Regions from separate parts of the Mus musculus genome. Here region 1 is linked to region 2. Evidence: chromatin loops called from intact Hi-C (ENCODE). Cell type or tissue: left cerebral cortex. All regions are shown on one strand. Links, peaks and the distances in the headings refer to the core of each region. The heading gives the core; the rest is flanking DNA.

Region 1 (10,617 bases), core at 2,645-7,644, 75 kb after region 2:
GGACTGCTGTGTTTGAATGAGGGCTTCATAAGGTATCCCCACACCAGCTGTATCTTCTGTGCTGCCAGGCTCTCACACCCGCCACACAGCAGACTGCACACAGTGTGCACAGCTGTATAACAGAATAGACCTAGTGGTTCCATACAGGTTCAAACTTGATGGTCAGTCTCTTTGCGGTACTGAAGATGAGGACTCATACTATACATGGCTACAGAGACCACAGTCAGGATGCTTTAAGTTCTAGTGTCAAGTGGTACTAAACATGTGTTAAAGATAAACATTTCTGTGCACATGAATACCTGTCATGCTGCCTTACATGAATTATATTTAATCCCTATAGATTAGTGATGTTGTCAGCATTGGTCAAAGAAACTTTTTAAAAAGTGGATAGCAGCTAATGCAGAGATTAATAACTGGTAAAAATTGCTGGGAATGATTGGCTGTTCAATCCTCAGCCATGGATGAGACATCTGTATCACTCCTACTAAGCTCAGGAACCAACCTGGGAGGGAGCCTGTGGGAGACTGTAAGAGCTGCAGGATGAGGTGGTGTGTTGTATACTACAGTCTTCCTGGCATCATATGGTTCATGGTACTCTTGAGTTCATAGCAACCTTGATTAGCTGCACTAGACATGAACATGCATCTCGCCAGGCCCCGCCCCTTTCTGAGGCAGTTCATTGTTGCTGGGAAACAAAGTGACATTTTCTTCACTGGTACAGCCACTGGTTAAGGGTCTCCTACGGGTGCCTGTTTATCTATAATTTATCCTTCATCCTGGGTCAGGTAAGCAATCTTATCAAACTAATTGAGTAATCAACAACAAAACCAGAACCAAGACAAAATGAAAATGCGTGAAAACAGAGAGGGAGACTGTTCAGGAAGAGAAGGGATAAACAGGCGTGGGAGGGAGCCAGGAGAGAATAACTGAAAGGGGATTATTATATAATATTGTATACCAATATGAAAATTTCACAATAATACTCATTTTTATATATGATTAATATATGCCAACAAATCATTTAAAAATCAAAGGTAGACATGTTCATGTAAGCTCTGAGTTATAAAACTCCAGATGTTCACAGCAAAAAGATTTAATTCAGTTTATTCTGTCCTCCCATCTTCTCTTGCCTACCTCCCCTACTTGGCAACATTGTATATCGATGTGTTTATTTGTAAGAAAGTGGAACCTATACATTGAACTCTGTAACCTCACTAAATGCCAGGATTAGGAGACACATTTGAAAGAAAACAAACTTCTAAAGGTCTCTCAGTATCTTAGGGCTGCCTCTGAAACCCACATCTGCAATAGCAGTATAGCTACAGAGGGGCCCACCTAAGTCCCAAATCTTATGAGCAGCAGTTGGGATGATGGGCTTCTTGTCAGACTGCTTGTCTAAAGCACACAAGGGAATTACTATTTTTTTAAATCAAAGCCCTCGATCAATTTTTCTCCAATTGTTTCATGGGCTACATCTGACCCAAAGCACATGCGATGGCAGGCTGAGATGACATGTGCCTACTGGTTACAGAAAACCAAAGAAAATAGAACACACTCAACCAGACATATATCAAGGCAGGCAAGGATGAATGTTGCTCTCTGTAAAAATAATTTCAAAGGTTTTCTCCAACAAAGTTGTTGATGGACGAAAGCAGGGAAAGCATTCTTTCTTCTTACACCATTTCCCTTGGGACAGAGTGAAGCTATATGCGATGTTTAGTAGTAACCGTCAGCATGATAGAATCCAAAATCCCATGGAAGAAGAGCTTCTGGACTTGTTTATCTGGGAAGTGGTCTTGATTAAGTTGACTAATGTGGGTGGCACCATTCCCTAGGCACAGGGTCCTGAACTGTATAAGAATGGATAAAGAGAGTTGAGCACCCTGTATTTATATTTATTGTTCCCTTCTTCTGAATGTGGATGTAATAAGACCAACTGCCTCATGATCCTTCTGTCTTGACCACCTACCATGATGAAATGAACCCTTTTTTTCCCTTGCATTGCTTTGTCAAAGCATATTTTAATCATGACAACTGTAAAAGAAATCAGTGTGTTGCTATTAGAAAATATGGGTAGATATTGCTCCAAGGCATGGCAGGATATGTCAGTCTTCCTGTAGAGAGATGATATCCACAGGGCATGAAGTCTCAGGACTTCGGGACCAGCGCCAAGAAGGATGGGCTGAGCTGTCAGGTATTTGTATATTTTCTCTCAGCTCCAAACTCAGCATAATGCTATGGGTCCAGATCTCCAAACTGCTTTACCAGGAATGCTTTGCCAGCTAGATGAGGAGAAGCCTGGGCATTTGGGAAGCACAAGTTCAGAATGTAGGAGCAGGTGAATAGAAACTTCACAGCTCCCGTCTGTTTGTGGTGTATAGCAGACAGCAGCATCTCCACAGCAGTACCCCAGTGGGGCCACTTTGTACCAGAAGCAGCTACTGTTTCTGCTTTTAGATTCTGCTGACACCTCCAGAACCAGTTCCCCTTGTCCCTCTAAGGAGCCAGTACCAAGGATTGGGTCCTCGAGCACCGAGGTAGAGATGCCAATGGAGCTGATTTTTCTGCCAGGGAAAAGATCATGGAGATTAGAAAGCTGAAAGTCAGCCTTGTCTGAATCTATATAAACATTCACTTCATGTCCCAGGGTCTGGTGTCTTGCTAATCAACGCTCTAACCACCACACTAAATACTTGAAGCTCTGGATGTAGCTACAGTTCTGTCACCTCTCCTGCTTCCATAACATTTCCAAAACTCAGTTCTATAACTGTAAGAAAAAAAGAAAGAAAGAAAAGGGAACATCCTTTCATCTTGTAGGATGAATTTTTTTAAAGGTGTATGTTGTTACTGTTGTTGTTTTTTAAAGTTATTCTGGGGTTCTGCTTCTCTTTCTCTGAGCTTCCCAGCCTTTCAGTCCTGGAGCCCCGTTGCCACCATTCTTACCGCCATAGGCAAAGCCTGCAGGGACATTTTTGTACAAAGCACTTGTTTCTTTCAGCATTTCTCTGTGCCATTCATGGTAGAGATTGTTCCGTGTCTTTTCCCGAATGTCTGGTTCCATCCAATAGGATGATCATGAGACAGAACAAGAGATGCATATACTTCTGCCAAGGATGGTTGTTTGTGAAGTGAAGTCGGCTTGTTGTTCCAAAGCATTATCTTGGTCACTGGAGGGAATGCTGTGTTAGTAAGGTTACAAACATATAGAACAAGTACGTTGTGAAGCTCATTATGTGTTAATTGGGCTAATCAATATGTGCTAATAAAGCTTCAGAAACTAAAAGTACTTCCAGATTCAGGGTTAAAAAAAAAAAAAAAAAAAAAAAAAAGGTTATAAACAGATGTGGACCCAAACTGATTTTACAGTAGTTCCAGAAAAGTGTGAGTTGGTTACTTCTGCAGTTCCTGAATATGGTAACTAGAGTGAATCTAGTTAGCCACTGCCAGCATTATCACAGATCTTTCTGTTATTTGGAGACAGAAACACTAAGGCAGAGATGAAAAGAAGCTCTTGAAATACCTCCTCCCCTACTCTCAAAGTGGATCACCTTAGTACCCAGAAAGTAGAGCCAAAATTAAGAAAAAAAAAAAAAAACAAACTGAGATGCTCTGCTGCCATTTTGGAGTCTTGTTACAATGAAGGAAAAAACATATGGGTGGCAGGCACATTGGTCTCAGTTACTGAGAGAAATTGGATGGCTATTGTACAATGATCTCAGAGAAAAGGGGATTTGGATATACTTAGCTTTTCAGTGGGGATACCTCTTGGTATTGTATTGGCAGATATTGCTCCCTGTCTTTTCCCAAACGTCTGGGTAATCAAATAATCCTATGTCCAATAATCAAAATTAATGCAACTGTGAGAAACAAAGCCTAGATGACAGAATATTTGGAGCCTTTGAGAATTAAAATTTAGACCACCCTGTCTAAGGACAAAGGGAAAATAAAACATAACACATAGTTCCAGTCTTTACAAAGGGAGATGCTGGCGAGGAAGGAGGAGACAGAATGAGAACCACTAGGCAAGACCTAACCCTCATCCCTGCTAAGGTTTAAATGCAGCACAAATACGCATGTGCACCATGCACAACTTATTCTTTCCTTACTTCCCATACTTCTCTTTTGTGTGTGCTATGGTCAGTTTTAAAATTTAACGTGTTCTTTGGGATCTATGATGTTCTCGTCCTACTAAAGATAAACTAATAGTAATGACTCTCGGAGATGGATGGCATGCAGAATCATTGGGAGATAGGCCCCATTTTATAAAAGATGGCAAGACAATTGCTGCGAGCATGATTAGTTCTTACTAGGAGTAAAATACTTACTGTTGGGAAAGGAGAACTCAAACACACATATGTGTAATTCATACAGCTTAGCTTCCTATACCCAAATCCAGGGTCTCAATTCTACTCTTCGATGATTTGGTCAGGGTTTACCATCAAATTATTCAACCTGCTAAATCAACTAATTTTTCAACTAGATTAGATTGTTTCAAAAGGATATACTTAAGGGAGGCTAGAAACCCTGCATGGGGGAGGGGGTTGACATATTCTTCTTTCCACTTGGTAGATATCTATAGACATCGACACAACAGCAACTGTTCCACGGAAGAGCAAAACTCCCTCCTAGATTTGTCTCTTCCTTCAGCCTCTAGATTTGGAACCAAGATAAATAACTTCCTCGTGTTCTTGGAGTGGTCTAAACCTCAGATCCAAGAATTTTCACCAGAGAGCCCCCAGGCTCTCCCATTTGTGCCCTGACACCAAGAGGTGGTTGGGCCTCGGCCTTACCATCTGGTTCCTTGTTGCTTTGGGTTTTCCTTTTCATGTTCTAAAACTACACAACCATTCCCTATCTTAAGATCCCTGTGTGAAAAGCCACTGGGCTTTCTCTTCTCCAACTGAGAATGGAACACAAGAGGATTCAAACTTGAGAGTTCCACATACCACCCTAAGTACTATGCGGTAAAAAGGCTACGCCTGGGGTCAACAACAGTGGGCATTAAGTCAGAATCTGGGTTTTGAAGTGTAAGAAAATGAAGAAGTACAAGATAACTCCATTTATTTTTCTGGTGGATGGACACGAAAGGGTGCATTCATGGGTGTGGATGTGAGGTATGTCAAATGGCTATGTTTGGGGAACATACAAGCCTAAATTATCACATAAGCAACTTGCCTTGTATGTAAGAAGATGGTAATGGGCTAAAAGTGAAGATTTGAGACTGAGCTTCAGATAAATCTATTTAACTCTAACACAGCATGAGACAATGAGACAGAAAAGGCTAGAGAGGACACAGATGGGGCCAAGGAACAACATCAAAGAAGAGCTATTTTTAGGAGCCAGGAGGATGGTGTGTGTGTGTGTGTGTGTGTGTGTGTGTGTGTGTGTGTGTGTAACAAAGAAGAATCTGTCAAAAAGAAGGAAATTTCAAGAATGAGTCTCAATACTGGCTGCAAGGCAGAGGAGTGTAGGAAGTGGGTCCTGGAGGAACAAAGGGCCATCTCTGTCAATGCCTCCAAGGGCTGCTCAGCTTGCACCAAGTACAGTGATTATAGAGTGAGTAACTCTCCAAAAATACCATCTTCTAAACTGCCAGCTGTCCTGTGGGAATGGGACACGTCATCTCTAGTTCTGACTTAATAAGGACACCAACAGTCTGCAAGCAGAAATAGGAAGCACGCTGCCAAAATCGTGCCACACATCGCTAAGCCCAGCAGTCAAGATGGCCCATGCAAGCTTCATGCTTCAGACCCAGTGCTCTGGGAAAGGCTGCAGGAGGCCCTTCCCTCAGCACCTCAGCTCAGAAGCAGGTGAGCAGCTTGGCTGCTCCTACGGAGCATAGCTTCGCATCTATCCTCTCTTCACCACTTCTTCTTCTTCTTCTTCTTCTTCTTCTTCTTCTTCTTCTTCTTCTTCTTCTTCTTCTTCTTCTTCTTCTTCTTCTTCTTCTTCTTCTCCTCCTCCTCCTCCTCCTCCTCCTCTTCCTTTTTTTCTTCTCTTCCTCCTCTTCCTCCTCTTCCTCCTCTTCCTCCTCTTCCTCCTCTTCCTCCTCCTCCTCCTCCTCCTCCTCTTCCTCCTCTTCCTCCTCTTCCTCCTCCTCCTCCTCCTCCTCCTCCTCCTCCTCCTCCTCCTCCTCCTCTTCTTCTTCTTCTTCTTCTTCTTTTTGGTTTTTCGAGACAGGGTTTCTCTTTAGAGTCCTGGCTGTCCTGGAACTCACTTTGTAGACCAGGCTGGCCTCGAACTCCACCCACCTCTGCCTCCCGAGTGCTGAGATTAAAGGTGTGCGCCACCACCGCCCAGCCTCTCTTCACTTCTTGCTGGCACGGTACGCAGATGTACTTGGCTGCAACATGGAAATATTATCATAGGTTCCGTAGCTAGCAACAATATTTTTTCCTACAAAAGGCTTAAGATGAAGTGATTATCACAATTTCAGTGTCAGGGATTCTTCTAGTGAGAGTTGGAAGATAGGATTAGGAAACAATTAAGAGGCATCTGCGGAAAACGGCTAGCATCCATTTTGCTCTGCTCCTCTCATTTAACCATGCATGTACACAGCTCACCATTAGACACATGAAAGTCAGAGTCATTATAGAATGCCTTTTCTACTTCCACCTGGAGACCATGGTCAAGGCTTATGATGATCAGATGATCGAGCTGAGATTGGTGACATATGTTCATAATCCCAGCACTCAGAAGTGGAGACACAAAGATAGCCAGTGTGAAGACTGCCTGAGGGAGAGTGAGTCTACAAACAGACACACGACTCATATGTTCACATACATGGTGGGGGAGGAGATGGAGGAAGAAGGAGATGGAGAGGGAAGAGATGGAGAGGGATGAGACAGAGAGAGACACACAGAGAATATCAAATGACCGAGTGGAATAGAATGGGTGTTCATTCCAATCTCTCAAGAGAGAATACAGAGCAAGCAGTCTATGTAGCTACTGAATGAAGGTATGACTGAATGTAGTACACAGTAGCCAGGAGGCATGCCATGTGTGATGTGATGTGATGTGATGTGATGTGATGTGATGTGATGTGATGTGATGTGATGTGATGTACATACATCCTAAGTGTATGTCTCTTTTACAGTTAGAGAATGATTTGCTGTATTTAAATCCTGGAGAGCGCTTTCAGAGGCAACACCCACTAGAGGGTCTTGCGAGAAGCAGATGCCTTGTTGCTAGAAGTGCTTCTCCTGTGAGCATCCACAGAGGCAGGGCTGTCCATCTGCCACCCCTCCCTCGTCCCACCATACTTCGTAAAGATGGAAATAAACTGATTAACATAGCATATGTCTAAATGCACAATAAGAGACAGTGGTAGACACAGCAGCTCTGCCAGACACTTATCTTCTATACAGAAGCAAACCCCATGGCATGGGCTTCTTGTCCTCATTCTGTGATGGGAGGCAGCACAGTGAAGAGAGCTGCCTGTGCGTGGGCTGCAGGGGTGTCTCCGCAGCATTGGATGACTCCCGAGTGATGACACCAAGATTCTTGCTCAGGGCCATGCATGAAGAACGACAAATGGCTTTAGAACTCATGGAATGCAGTCCATGGGTTACCATAACCACATGGGTGTGCCTCAGTGTAGCATGACCTGGAGGACTGTGCTCTTATGGAGTTCTGCTCTGCTTGCTACCATCACATCCCTCTTAATCTAAGGACTATATGAAAACTTTAAGGGGGCTTCAAGTCACTCACTGGACAGTACTTCTGGCATTCACCATGCTCATGCTTGGTTTCTTTCAGGCATCTCTCCTGGAGCAGTTTAATGATTCTATTACCACCCTAGAGAAGAACTTAGAGACATAGATTACCAAAAATGACTACCACCCTTAGAAAATGTTTGGGAAAATAAAGTTAGGGAACCAAGGTTGAGGTGTTTTTACTACTGTCTTTGATGTAGAAAATCTTAGGATACAACCTGAAGTTAAAAAAGGCACACTCTTATTAGTTAAACTCGGGAACTTTTGTTGTTCAGAGAACAAAACAATGGCAGCCCTGGCTGACGTGATTCTCACTGAGGCTGGGCTGCTGCTGATTGATTTCTTACACCCATATTTGCCCTCACCTTCCTGATATGATTCATAGAGAAATGATGATGAATAGATATGCAATTTGAGGACTTAAGGTAGATATGACTGATTTTTAGGTAAAAGTTAAGATTCTTACAAGATTACTTTTAAAGATAAACAATAAAATGCTGCCTTCCAGTAAGAGAAACTGGCTGAGAAAACTCCCTTGCTTGCTTACACTTTGTTAATCCACAACGAGTTGCTTAATTATGAATTTATATGGGTTTTTCAGAATAATTTGTTTTCTTTACTTGTAGTATGTAATGTTATATCTTATAAAGTTATTGAAAAACATTATTTTTTCATAATAATTCACTAGAAGAAAACTAAACTATAATCACATTGCAATTGTGTACTGCTTGAAAGATTTTGCTTGGACATATAAACTATAGAAGAAAGATCAAAGTAGGGTAATAGTATATATAGTATGGTATGGTATGATATGGTATGGTATAGTATGGTATAGTGTGGTGTGGTGTGGTGTAGTGTGGTGTGGTGTGGTTGTCTTTCCCATCCATCAACTATGTATGTATACACAAAGTTTGTGCAAATGGAGGTTGGAACATTGTGCCTTCCATGTATCAACTGTGTATATTTATGTATGCATGTGTGGAATACTTAAGAGCTGCTTGTAGGAGCTTTGCTCTAACCATTCTACATGTGACTATGTATGTCTGTCTGTAGGCCTGTATACATGTATGTATATATGTGTGTGTATGAAGTTATTGAACTCTGTCTTTTGTTTCATCCAGTGTTTGTGTATGTGTGTGTGTGCACGTGTGAGTGTGCATGTGCATATGCTTGCACATGTGCACACTTTATGGGGTTTATGAATTTTCTCTCTTTCCTTCTCTTTCTCACCAGTTCCAAGGAGTTAAAAGAGTTCATAGTTTTTCCACTAGTCACAAAGAGTGCAGCCCCAGTAAATTAAGCTTTGTTCCCTCAGGAAAAAAAAAAGTCTGCTGAGTAATTTCTCTAATCGCTGGCTGCCTTTGAAAAGCAGCAGCCCCTGTAGGTATCTTGATCCACCCTGTCAGTGGCTCTAAGCACTGAACCTTAACAGCTGCCTGCCTCAGTTTACCTGCCACATGAATGCTAAAGCCAGAGTCATTGGCAGATTCTGCAAGACAGGCTGGTCCTCAAAGGTTCTCAGCCATCAACTGCAAAAATTAGGTCTGATTGGTTTGGGGTGACCTTACAGTGTTTCTTCACTTAAATTATCTGTATGCTGTAAAGGATTAAATTATTTGACCAATGTTGCCATGTCCGTTTTGGAACGGCAAAGACATATCTTCACAGGGCTTTCCTCACCAGAGGATCATCTGGACATCTTAAGTTGTGTTTCTTCAGCATTCTCTTCAGCTTTAATCTCTAGCTGGCAAATGTGTTTTTTCTAGGCTTTAGTATCATATCAACCCTGGGCCTTCTGCAGATGAGTCAGAAATTGCCTCTCTCCTTTGTCTCAAGATCTGTTTAACCTGTTCATATTCCCTTTTATCCTAACCCGTCTTCCTGGTTTCTTTCTGTGAAGTGTGAGCATTTCTTAATCTAGTGTTTCCCCCCATTTTACATTTTTTAACGTGAACCACACGTCACCCTGACTCAGTTATATGCTGACCACCACTAAGACACGTTTAGACACAATGCATTTAAGTACTGAAATCAAAGCCTTTATGTGCTTTGCATCAGGATGGGTGACATGCTCAACGCTCAGCTCTCAGTTACTTTCCTGTCTCCATCATCCGTTTCTAGCACTGACCCAATGGACTCTTGCTTAAGGTCTGAAGGAATTGTGGACATACATTGAAATAACAGTCAGATGGTATCAGTGTGCCATGCACCAAAATCAACTGTACAGTGTCGCTCTGTAGCGAAGGCAAGGCACACTGCCGCCCTTTGACTACCTGCCTAGTGAGGTTACTGTGACTGACTCCTCTCAGAGCCATGCTGCATAAAGCCACTGCCTAGCCTGTGTCGATCTGCAGGTCAACTTTTACTATTAAAATATGACCTGTTTCACTACTTCCTAGCAAAGACGAGTGCAGGCATGGGATATATGAGTTTACAAATGCAAATGGAAGTTAATTTAAAGACCAGATGCTCTAAAAGTCTATAGGTACACTGTGATGGTTAATGTTGTTTGCCAACTTTACAGAAGTGGACTGGGAAGGAAGTATTAAGATAAAGTGCAGATTGTTAGTTAGTGGAGAGTCCAGGGGAGACTTGCACACTTAAATTTTTACGTGGAAATGATAGCATTCTTGACTTTGAACAAAGCACAATATTTTAGAAAATATATTTCCAAGGGCAGAAGGCAAACCCTTCAGCAATTTCAGTTGCTTGGATTCCAATGTACCCTAATGGACTGCATGGACACTGATGTACCCTGATGGGCCCCAATGGACCCCAATGGACCCCATGGATGCCGATGGATCCCAATGGATCCTGATGGACCCCAGTGGACCCTGATGGATCACAGTAGACCCTGATGGACCCTATGGACACCGGTGGACCCTGATGGAGCCCGATGGAG
Region 2 (10,617 bases), core at 3,595-8,594:
TCATTTCTCTGTGTGTGACAAAGAATTTATTAAACTTGAGATGACACGGTAGAATGCAGCATAGCAAGTGGCCATGTTGAAACAGTGAGAAGGAAGAGGTTTACCCCAGTGCGATAAGCTCCACAGCATTCCTTCCTTCCTCCTAAGAGCTTGGTGACAGCAACAGTAACAATGGTATCCACAGGCATGCTAACATTCAGATGTCAGGCAAGAAATCAGAGTGATTGCAAGAATGTCAGCATCCCTGGGAGTCATTTTATGTCGAGACACATGTCTATAGGGAAAACTTGCCACTACATTCCAAGAAATGAAATATACTTTCCAAATGTAGCTGAAATGAAAAGGAAGAGATAATAAAAACGAAATCAGAGTGGAAATCACTAATGAAAAACCAGGCTTAATGGCCAAGACTTCTGCTGGCTTTCTGAGCCGACACTAATAGGTGCCACTTAAACTGTGGATGGCAGAGTCATCAATTAAGTTTTATAGCAGAGCTGAGTGAGGAATCAATCAGCAAAATATTAGTGATCCATCTGCTCATCACAACAAATTCTGGCAGACAACATTATTACCTTAATGATATAATAGTGGAAGGGGGATGGGAAGAGAAGGGAATGGTTTAGCACCTCCCAGAGGCACGCAAGATGGTCCAAATCAATTTGGATTTACAGCTATCTAGAGTTCTCTATAATAACCTCATTCCACAAACACTAAATTTTGAATACCTTAAAAAAACAGACCCAATATCTATCTGGAAGTACCAGGTGCTCTATTTATGTGTCACTCTGACATAGCTGAGTGAAAGGCTTTTTCACACACAGCCCCAGTGCAGAAATCGGAGCTGCGGATGCCTTTTCAGATCTCACTGGGGAGTATTTATAAGATGCCACACACTTCGGCAAGATGCTAAAATGAAAAATGAAGTTCAACTGAAAAAAATTACAAAGGGAAATGAGGCGTAACTGGATTGTCTAAGACCAAAAAGTTGAGTTTGTTTTGAAGAGAAGGAGGAAGCTAGAATGGTAAAGTTTTACTTTGAAAATTCCAGTAAATTCTTGAGAGTTTCACAATTCTGTAAATAAGAGAAAAATACACATGAGAAAACACACTTGACAGTTCTGTGTTCAGGATAGCTGCTTTTCATTCCACCCCAGCCTGTATCCTCCTCTGCCTGCGTCTGCCCCAGGAGGCTTGCCTATAAGAACTACACCAGCCCTGGTTGGCTTGAGCTGTTGGGGTACCTGTCAGAGAGAATCAAGTACCTTTAGACACTGGCTTCCCAGCCTTGCCTGAGAAGTGGATGCTGAAGCCAAGAGCATACTCTTCAATATTGATGAGCAAAAACAAAACAACAAAACACAACAACAACAAGAACAAGAACAACAACAACAACAACACAACACAACCCTAACATCTCTCAGCAAATGGCAGTTTTAACAGGAATCTGAACAAAGCCGGGCTTAATGAATAGCAAAAAGTATCACACTTGCTTACTCCCCTCTGTCTACCCTGGATTTCAAATAAAATTCTGCACAAGACATCCTACAGTTTAACATAGAAGGAAACATACAATGGGAAATCAAGCAGGGAAAGAAAAATAAATCCTAAGAGCACATGAGAAAAAGACACCCTGGACACCATCACTGGAAATAAAGAAGTTGGCATCGCATCAGCAATTGTACCAAGACAGTCCTGTATCACTGCATCTGGATGTGGTAATAGCAAGGAAGGCACGGGAGAAGCCTGGATCATGATGCTGTTTCTATAGGTTTGCGACCAAAGCAAGCCAGGCAGGAAGGCTACAGAGAGGTCAGAAGCTCTCCAGCCCACACTGCAACCTGGAAAAGGCTTGGGAATTTGGAAATCAACATGAGAGAGAACAGAAATCCGAGTCACTTACCCGGGGAACACTATCCAGAAAGGTCACGGTCCAGAGGAAATGATTCTTTTTTCTAGAAATTTCAGCCACGTGAAATCCTTGCTGCTACCCGAAACACTATTCTTAAATAATTTAAGGCAGCTGAGGAGAGGAAATGATTTCAGTTTCCACAGAAAAGAGCTGCTGTAGCAGGGTACAAGAACGGGTACAGGCTGAAGCTGGGGCTTAAGTGCTTGTTACACACATTGGAGATGCAAGTCGGTCTGTGCGCGCATTCTAGATTTTAACAAGGTGGACCTAAGGAATGACGCTCATAAATATAATGTCTGTGTGCTAATAATAATCCTCTTATGGTACTGTTATTGAAGATAAGGAGGGTTGACAAAATTCCGTTATGTGCTTCATCAGATTAGATTTTTATCTGTGAATTGTACCAGTCTGGAGTGTGCAGCCTTTTGACACTGGGGTGTGATGCTGTCATCTGGAAGTTTGTTGGGCTGCATTTGCCACTATCCATGTATGCATGTGGTGGCACACACAGGCTGAACTTGCCTGGTTGATATAATTTACATCAACAATTTCCATACTAGCCCAAAGCCCCACCTACATGACATCTGGTGTGTGTCCTTTCAGAGTCCTGTGGTCTGAACATGATCCTTATTTTCTGTTTATGACTATGAAGTTTCCTGTGGGGTACAAGTCCAAGATTGTGAGCAAGTAGGAGTTTGATATTTTCTCACAAGGGGCAAAACACCATGATGCAACACTACAACTGTGACCATGTAGCTGAGGGCGTCCGGCTCTGATTCCTCTCTCTCCCTACTCATTCCTTTTTCCTTTCTTCCCCTTTTCCTTCTCTAAGTCATCACACTCCCAGCCAGAGTTTCATTACACAGCCCAGGCTACTCTTGACCGCATAGTGAGTGTCCTATCTCAGCCTCCTGAGTGCTGGGATTACAAGCATATCTTACCATCTTATCAGTTTCTCTCTCTCTCTCTCTCTTTATGAGTAAATGTCTTCTAGGAAGATGATTACCTTTTCCCAGTATCCTGTTTTAATAAATGAGTTATGAGGTTGCCATCCACGGATGATCCCTGCCCAGGTCTGTTATTCATGGGACAACTGGCAAAATGAGATTTTTCCAAATACATCTTTCTTTCTATGTCTGGAATTATACAAAGAGCGAGACACCTTTTAACCATTTTATACACTTAATAGGTCATATTGGTGTGGATACATGGATTCCTATTTTCATCAGGGTAATTGTAATTATATGCCACTATATATTTGTATAAATATGTATTTTGGTGCTAGATCCAGAATCTTGGGGGTAAGTCTACTTTCCCTGCCATTATCCCACAATCTACCATTCCTCTGAGAAGCTCTGGTGTTTTCAGTGGTGAGATTCTCAGAAAACCAAGACAAAGCCAAGTCCTGCCCAGATGAGTGCTCGGGCTACACAGCCTGCAGGGACGCCATTGATGCCAGGATGTCAGAACCAGGAAACACATTACTCAGGAAAATGTCTATCTCTATGGCAACCTAGGTTCATGGGAGAATTAGGATTCAATAAACCACCAAAGCACATCTTTAGACATCTGCCCTTAAGTCTCAGGAGAGAAATCTAGCTCTAATCATTCACAGTGCTTTTTATTTTTTTCTCTTAGAAATTTAGAAGATTTAGAGTGAAAAGAGCTACAGAGTCAATTATCCAGTCGTGGAACCCTCTCCCTTGCCCCACCAACAATAGATAAATCCACTTTTATATTTACTAAGATTGTATCCTAGTGGGATATCATAATGAAGTCTGTCTTTGATATCGTTTGGTCCCTGGCAATGTTGTTCAACTGAATACCATGGTATATATGTTTATATTTATCATTTATTTTACCTTTGTGTCTTCTCTGTCTTTCCTGATTTTTATTTCAAAATGGATAAAAAACATTACATTTATAAAGGTCAAACTAAACTAATGGAGGTCCCTGGAGGAGACCACTCTCCTTAGCCAGAGGCTGCCAGCACGGCCTGCTCCCACTGTCTGTCAGCTCTATCCCACACCTTTATCACAGATCCTTCTCGCCTATGACTTACTCTCTCCATGTGTGTTATAAAATCCAGCAGACATATGGTGGCTGACTTGCTTTTCTCTGAGGAGTCTAGCTGCTGCCTAGGAAGAGATGACTTCCTATCCATCTCTAGAAACAGCAAAGTACCTCCCCACCCCCAAGAAGTTGATAAAGAGACCCTGCCCAGCCCACCTGGACCAGATAGCTGGCTGGACCCTGCTGCACACTAAGAGCTGCAGTGGAGAAGAGTGTTACTCCCTCATGTTGCTGTTCTTGTGTCTTGGATTCCAGAGGACTCAGGCTGAGATCTCCTTTAGGCATATTTAAACACTGAGGTCACACTCCAAAGTGACTCGGTCTACTTTGAGCCATTCCTATTGATGTTCCATCCACAACCCTCTACCCTTCTCCACAGTTAGATAGTACTGACAAATGCATGAAGCCCCTCCCCACCCCTGTCCCGTCCCCACCCCCTGTCAGGACACTGTTCTAAGCAGAGACAACGGAATAAAAAGGGACTGAGCAGGCAACATGTGGCTTGTAGGATGCAATGGCTCAGTGCTTAAAATGTATGCCGTGTACGCAGCAAGTATGTGGGCCAAAGGTCAGATCTCTACAACTGATGTAAATCCCGGATGGGTATAATAGCCCATGCTTGGAAGGTGGGGACAGCCAAACTGTTGGTGAGCTCTGGGTTCAGTTGAAAGACACTGCCTCAAAGAACAGTGTGGAGAGTACCTGAGTGACTCAGAAGGTCAGTATGTAGCCTTCCACAGGCAAGCATGTGCACAGGTGCTCCATAAACACCTAAACACACACACACACACACACACACACACACACACACACACACCCCACCCATGAAAAAAAAAACAAAAGGGGAGGGAACGAGCATTTCCTCCTTGAGCATTCACCCATACCTGGTCCTTCAGCGTGTGCTCTAGCTGAATTAAGCTCCTAATAACGTCCTCTTCACTCCCACCCAAGAAGATGAAACCTGATATGGCAGTACAACTTAACAATATGATCTGTAATGGACACATTGGTCACACAAGCTTTTCACTATCTGCATAGTGGCATAGTACAGTTTCTGTCATCTGTCACTATAGCTGCATAGTATAGCATAGTACAGCCATCTGTTGGATGGCTGTTCTCTCTTGAGTTTAGACAATCCCTACTTTCTTGTGGTTAGGTACAATTCCTTTTGTGTAGGTATGATAATACTGTTAGATGGTAACACACTCATATTATTATAGAAAACATACATTTTAAAACAGTACTTTGAGTAAATGTAGCTGGATTTTGAGACTAGGAATTCTTACAGTCAACTCTTCCAGCAAGTGATGGCAGCTGTTCAGTTGTCTAGTGTTCCTTGCTGTGGAGTAGTTAAGATCTTGCCCTTTGTGAGTTCAATATTTTGCAGTTAAAAAAAAATCACCAAATGAGGTAGTGGGGGGAAAATCCCTACACAATAGCTGGACCACCAAACTTTACTCTTTGGAGGGAGGAAAGCTTCGGGATCATAAATCATTCTTTTCCTCTCTCTAGCATGGGGAACAGAAGCTCATATGAAATCAAGAGAGAAACCAATCACAGTGGTGATCACACACACACACACACACACACACACACACACACAGACACCCCCCCCCCCCCACCACGTCAGTTCTGGCCTCCAGAAAGGAGTGGGCTGTCATGGCCTCTGCAAGGGCCAGGAAGAGCACAGCATCCTATTCACTAAGTGATACCTGTAAGCTCCGTCTTTGTGTCTGAAGCCTGCTTTCAGTGCCTTCCTCTTCCCTTTCCCTTACCACCTGTAACTGCTCACCCGGCTACTCTCTGAAATCGAGGTAAATTGACACTCATTCTTCAAGATCGGAGCTGCCATAATTGGAGAGTTATTCGGATATAAAGAGTATAATGTAGAAAGGGCTTTGGGTAAGAGAATAGGGAGCAGGGAGCTTCACACGTCATGACTAAAAGTGTGGATATGTCTATGTGACAATCAATACAGAGGGCCAAGGTCAGAACTCAAAGGTAAAAGGCACTTTCATAAAAAGCCTGTGCTTACACTGGGGGATATTCTATCCTTAGAGATAGAAATCAATTTATTCTAAATTGACTGACAATCGTTTACACAAAACAGAACCTTTGTACAATAGAGCATAAACTGACAAGATAAGCATTCATTCTGAACTAGGGAAATGGAAAAGAACAGCTCAGAACTGCCAAGACAAAGGTCTCCATCTGGCATTTCAAATTTACTGATATTTTATGAAAGTCAGTTTTATGTTATAGGGCAATTTGCTGCCAAAGAAAATAAAAGGTGGGACTAATTCTTATATATAAAAAGAAGTCACTATGTGCCAAAGGGGACACGCCTGCTTCTCTGTGATTCTTCCCTGCTTGCCACAGGCATTGCACACACAGTTCTGACTCAAGTTAACAGGCTTAGCACAATGTACATAAAGCAGAGGGATATATATTATTTTTCTCCATCCCTATTTTACACACAAAGTGGGACTTAACTGGGGCTCACTAACCCACTCCATTGGAAAAAATAGACTCTGTGTAGTAAATCCCAAATTAACCATCTTTATCACCAAATCGTCCTTGTCTTTCCTTCTGTTCTTGGTAGGTTGTTGTGGAATGCTGGCTCTGGCCTTCTGGGACTGTCAGCAACTGTGATTCCTCCAAGGAGGCCTATACAAGACTGAGCTCATTTCCTTTATAGAGTGGGGCAATAGATTCCTGATATTTAGCCCCTCCCCCAAGGATATATGGGCTTTTTATAGTTGATGGGAAGAAGATACTTTTTATGAGTGGTGGATCTGTCCATAAGCTGTCTGTGTTCTTTGAAGCAATTCCTCACCTATGTTCCACTAAATAATCCAAACTTAACTCACCAATTCACCAAGATATGCTTGGTTAAAGTGGAGTTTGCTTGTTTGTTAGTTTGTTTGTGTTGTGGGTGTCTCATCTACGGTGATTAGACATTAATTCAAGTGTTGTCCCAAAATGTCTGTAAAACAGTGAAAGAGAACTTTCTACCGAGCTTCTCTGACTTAGGGCTAACTTTCTTCATCCCCCATCATGAAAAATAAAGAACCCTAGTGTAATGGCTGGTCTCTGGCTCGCTGCTTGGATGAGGTATATGGTTGTGGTGACAATTAGAAGTACAGTATTAGAAATTCACTTATGCCACTTGGAACACTCTCCTCATGACCGGCCCACACTTGCAGGCCACTGAGATGGCAGCCCTACGATGGAGATCATAGCTTATACCTGCTGGTCCACCGAACGCCTTTGTTGGCCTCCAGCCCTGCAGGGGTCACATGGTCCACCTTAGCCCTTACTGGGGACTTAGAGTTTGCTCTCAGACCATGCTAGCAGAACTGTGGTCCTCACTTCTCATTTAAGGGGAGGGGCTCTGCTCACTCTGCTCTCCAGTACAAGGAGTGATTAGAACAACAGTTTTCAAGCTGTGGGTCACTTTCACAGGAGTCTCCTAAGACCATTGGAAAACACAGATATTTACATTACGATTCCTAACTAGCAAAATTGCAAGTATGAAGTAGCTATGGAAACCATGTTACAACTGGGAGTCAGTACAACATGAAGAGGTCCACTTAAAGTGTCGCAGCATTAGGAAGGTTGGGGACTACTGCATAGAGAGATGGGACCTACAGATGTGAATCAAATAAACCAATCTTGGCCACCAAAAATCAATCACAGCCACAAATTTCTTTCAGTAAACTGAAAATGTGAGTCCTACTTATGCCTCCCTTCCAATTTGGCTCAAAAAAAAAAACCCACTATTAAGTACATTATATTTTAAATATTGAAGGTCACAGAATAAAGTGAATCTTCAGGGTCCTATGTGTTTGAACTTCATGGTATTATTTTGTTCATCTTTTCCCCTCACTTTCAGCCTCCAGTTCAAAGCTGGGCCCAGTCCCACGTAATCACAGCAATCAGGAATTAGTGGCAGGAAGCATATGGGCTAGAGTTCAAGTTTACTTCATAGTGAAAACCTGTTGCAAAGCATAAATCAAATGCTAACAGTAATAATGATGTAATTCGGTAGTGGTTTATGATATCTTGGTGTGGAGACATAGTAAGGAGTTATCGCCACATGACAGTTGAGATGTTTTGTGCTATTTTTATGTTCACGATATGAGTTTGAAATTGAGCTTTAAGAACTCCTGGCTATGTAGCATTAGATGTTATAAAACAGGCCTTATTTCTATATCTATAATTAAGGAAAGCAACATTTACCACATAGCAATCCTAACAAATTCATCTCTCATGCTATCAAGTGGACAAGGTGCTCTCTAATCACTGCCATGTCAAATATACTATCTGGAAAACACCAGTTTGGACAAATGATGAAAAAACAAAACAAAACAAAAAATCCTACCCTTTCGTCAATGCCGAACAACTCAAGAATGAGAATCACCAGCACATATTTCAGTGATGCGAGGGTAAAGCTTATTGTGTAGCAGTCAATGGGGTAGTGCTTCATGCCAAGCACAGCCTTGCTCAGCAGACAACCAAGAACACTTGCTTCTGTACTTAATTAATTTGGATTATTTTCTCTACCACAATAAAAGGCCATGTTTGTTGTTTTCTGAAGCTCCACCCATCCTGGCAAGAGCTAAGAGGCCTTTTAAATTGTTGGTTAACCTTTTCAGTCACTGGCCTTACTTTTTCTTTTTTCTTTTCTTTTTTTTTTTTCTTTTCACTAGACAAGTTGTATTCATCTTAAAATAATCCAATACCCAGTGTGGAGAGAGACCATGCAGGGAGGGCCACTGTTGTTCACTGTGCTCTGCTGAGGGAACCGGCTATGTATACGACACACACAGGGCCGTGAGGGAAAGATCTGGAATAGAGCAGAGGCTCTGGTAACTTCCAGAGGGAGGAAGTCAGACTTGAGGCACAGCAGCAAATAGAACACAGATGACAAGAACGAATGCTAGTCTTTGGGAACACGGGTAGAGGCAGACTAATTTAGCCAACCATGAGGAAAGCCATTTTCAACACTATTCGAAGAAATTTTATTATAAAACATTAAAAGTGTGTTTTTTGAAATTATTTCCAGTCCTTAATGGTAAATACACATCTATAATCTTGACAGATGCATAATGAGGCCTGCTTTAATAACACAACATGAATGATTAACAATCACTATGAAACACTAAAAGGTGTAAACTGAGCATTTCAATGATTTATAAACTTGACCAAGTTTTTCTAATTGTCCCAAATATTCCTTGAAGATTAGGAAACTTCTCCCACCCCCCAAGATAATAATAGAAGCCTCCTACTGGGAACTAACCCATACATAAGGTGGGTCAGAACTAATGAGAACACCATGTAGTGACTTCATCTTTAACCCCAATGTAAATATAACAAGGTTAAATGATGTGTTTATGTGATAGCATGTCCCAGGGTTTGCCTCGAAGATATATTTTCATGCCATTTCACACCTTGGCTATACATCACTATACTGAAATACACACTTTTTTTTTTTTGTAAAGCACTGTGTACTTTACAAAAGTCTAGGTGCTGTAGTCATCGATCATAGTTAGAGTATCCAGTAGATTATACAACTTTTTAAAAATGCACTAGCAGGATATTTTCTTTCTGTTGTCAGAACTATGATCATGAGGGCTAAAACTCCATTACACAATATATTTTATAAGAAAAAAAAACTTAGCAGAGATGAACAAGTGGTTTACATCATAAGTGTTAAGTCTTAACCTACATCTCTTCCTTATTATTCTCTTTTCCATTGGCCCTGGATGTCTGGGTCCTTAATAACGAAATAATAAGCACTTTGTTATCTGTACATCCTTAGAATTGCTAGCACTGTGTAAGACATGGGTTCAGGTGCTCAAAGGGCACTTGGAGGGGAAGCGAAGTGTTTCAGCTCTGGTATGCCTCAGTGAAGTCTCATCCCTGAGAGATGGATTGAAAAGCGCCATTCAGAATGAGCCCACGATGTGCAGGTCACTGGGACGACAGACTGTGATGACTCTCCCCAGGACACTTCATGCTTACTGCTCTGACATGTAATCGATCTGCTGAGCAGCGAGAGGACCTAGCTGAAGAGGATTTCTGCAACTTCACAGATCTGGCATGCAGACGGAGACGTGGGGAGTCCCCTGTCCACACCATGTTAACACAATAGACACCAGCAGCTCGTAATCTGTGCTTGCACGCCTGCTAAATTGACAGGACTTCACTGAAACCAGGAAGTCTTTTTTCTCAGGCTCAATCCAATGCTTTAGGCCCCTGTGAGCACATCTACATGTACACAAGGCCTCCATCAGGAGGGGATGGTGGAGAGCCTTGCCCTGTGGAGGGCCATGCATTCTCCATCCATTGGGTGAAGGGTTTGGGGAGGCTTTCGTCCTGCCCTGCTACTTGAAAGCATGAGGTTGTGGCCTGCTTTCCACATGATGTGAACATGGGTGAGACATGGGATCAGTGAGGCCAGAACTACAACCGTTAGTCATAGTAGGTTCATTCACTGAGCTCAAAGGAAGGGAAAATGCAGATAAAGGCTTCAAAAGGCACTGACCTAGTTTTCAAGATGTGAACTTTTTTCTAGATGTTCCTTTATGGATAATTTTTTTTTAATACCACACTCTGAACATTGCAGAGTG

Evidence for each region. Peaks named below come from ENCODE experiments on the same cell type or tissue, not always from the same donor. Only the 100,000 strongest peaks of a DNase experiment are listed, where the experiment ranks them.
Region 1: a loop joins it to region 2, with 2.4 times the contacts of the local background. A loop is called at or near these places in 2 of 42 quality-filtered maps.

The regions. Positions count from the first base shown.
Region 1 is chr17:11,380,455-11,391,071 of GRCm38, reverse strand. All of the region lies in intron 4 of Prkn (parkin RBR E3 ubiquitin protein ligase), which reads right to left. Among named protein-coding and RNA genes, the nearest start is that of Gm41526, 250 kb to the right of the region's middle. In left cerebral cortex, for the core only: no CTCF peak of the experiment used is centred there; DNase peaks (open chromatin) are centred at 5,639 and 7,317; H3K27ac peaks cover 2,408 bases.
Region 2 is chr17:11,456,284-11,466,900 of GRCm38, reverse strand. All of the region lies in intron 5 of Prkn (parkin RBR E3 ubiquitin protein ligase), which reads right to left. Among named protein-coding and RNA genes, the nearest start is that of Gm41525, 200 kb to the left of the region's middle. In left cerebral cortex, for the core only: no CTCF peak of the experiment used is centred there; DNase peaks (open chromatin) are centred at 3,977 and 6,468.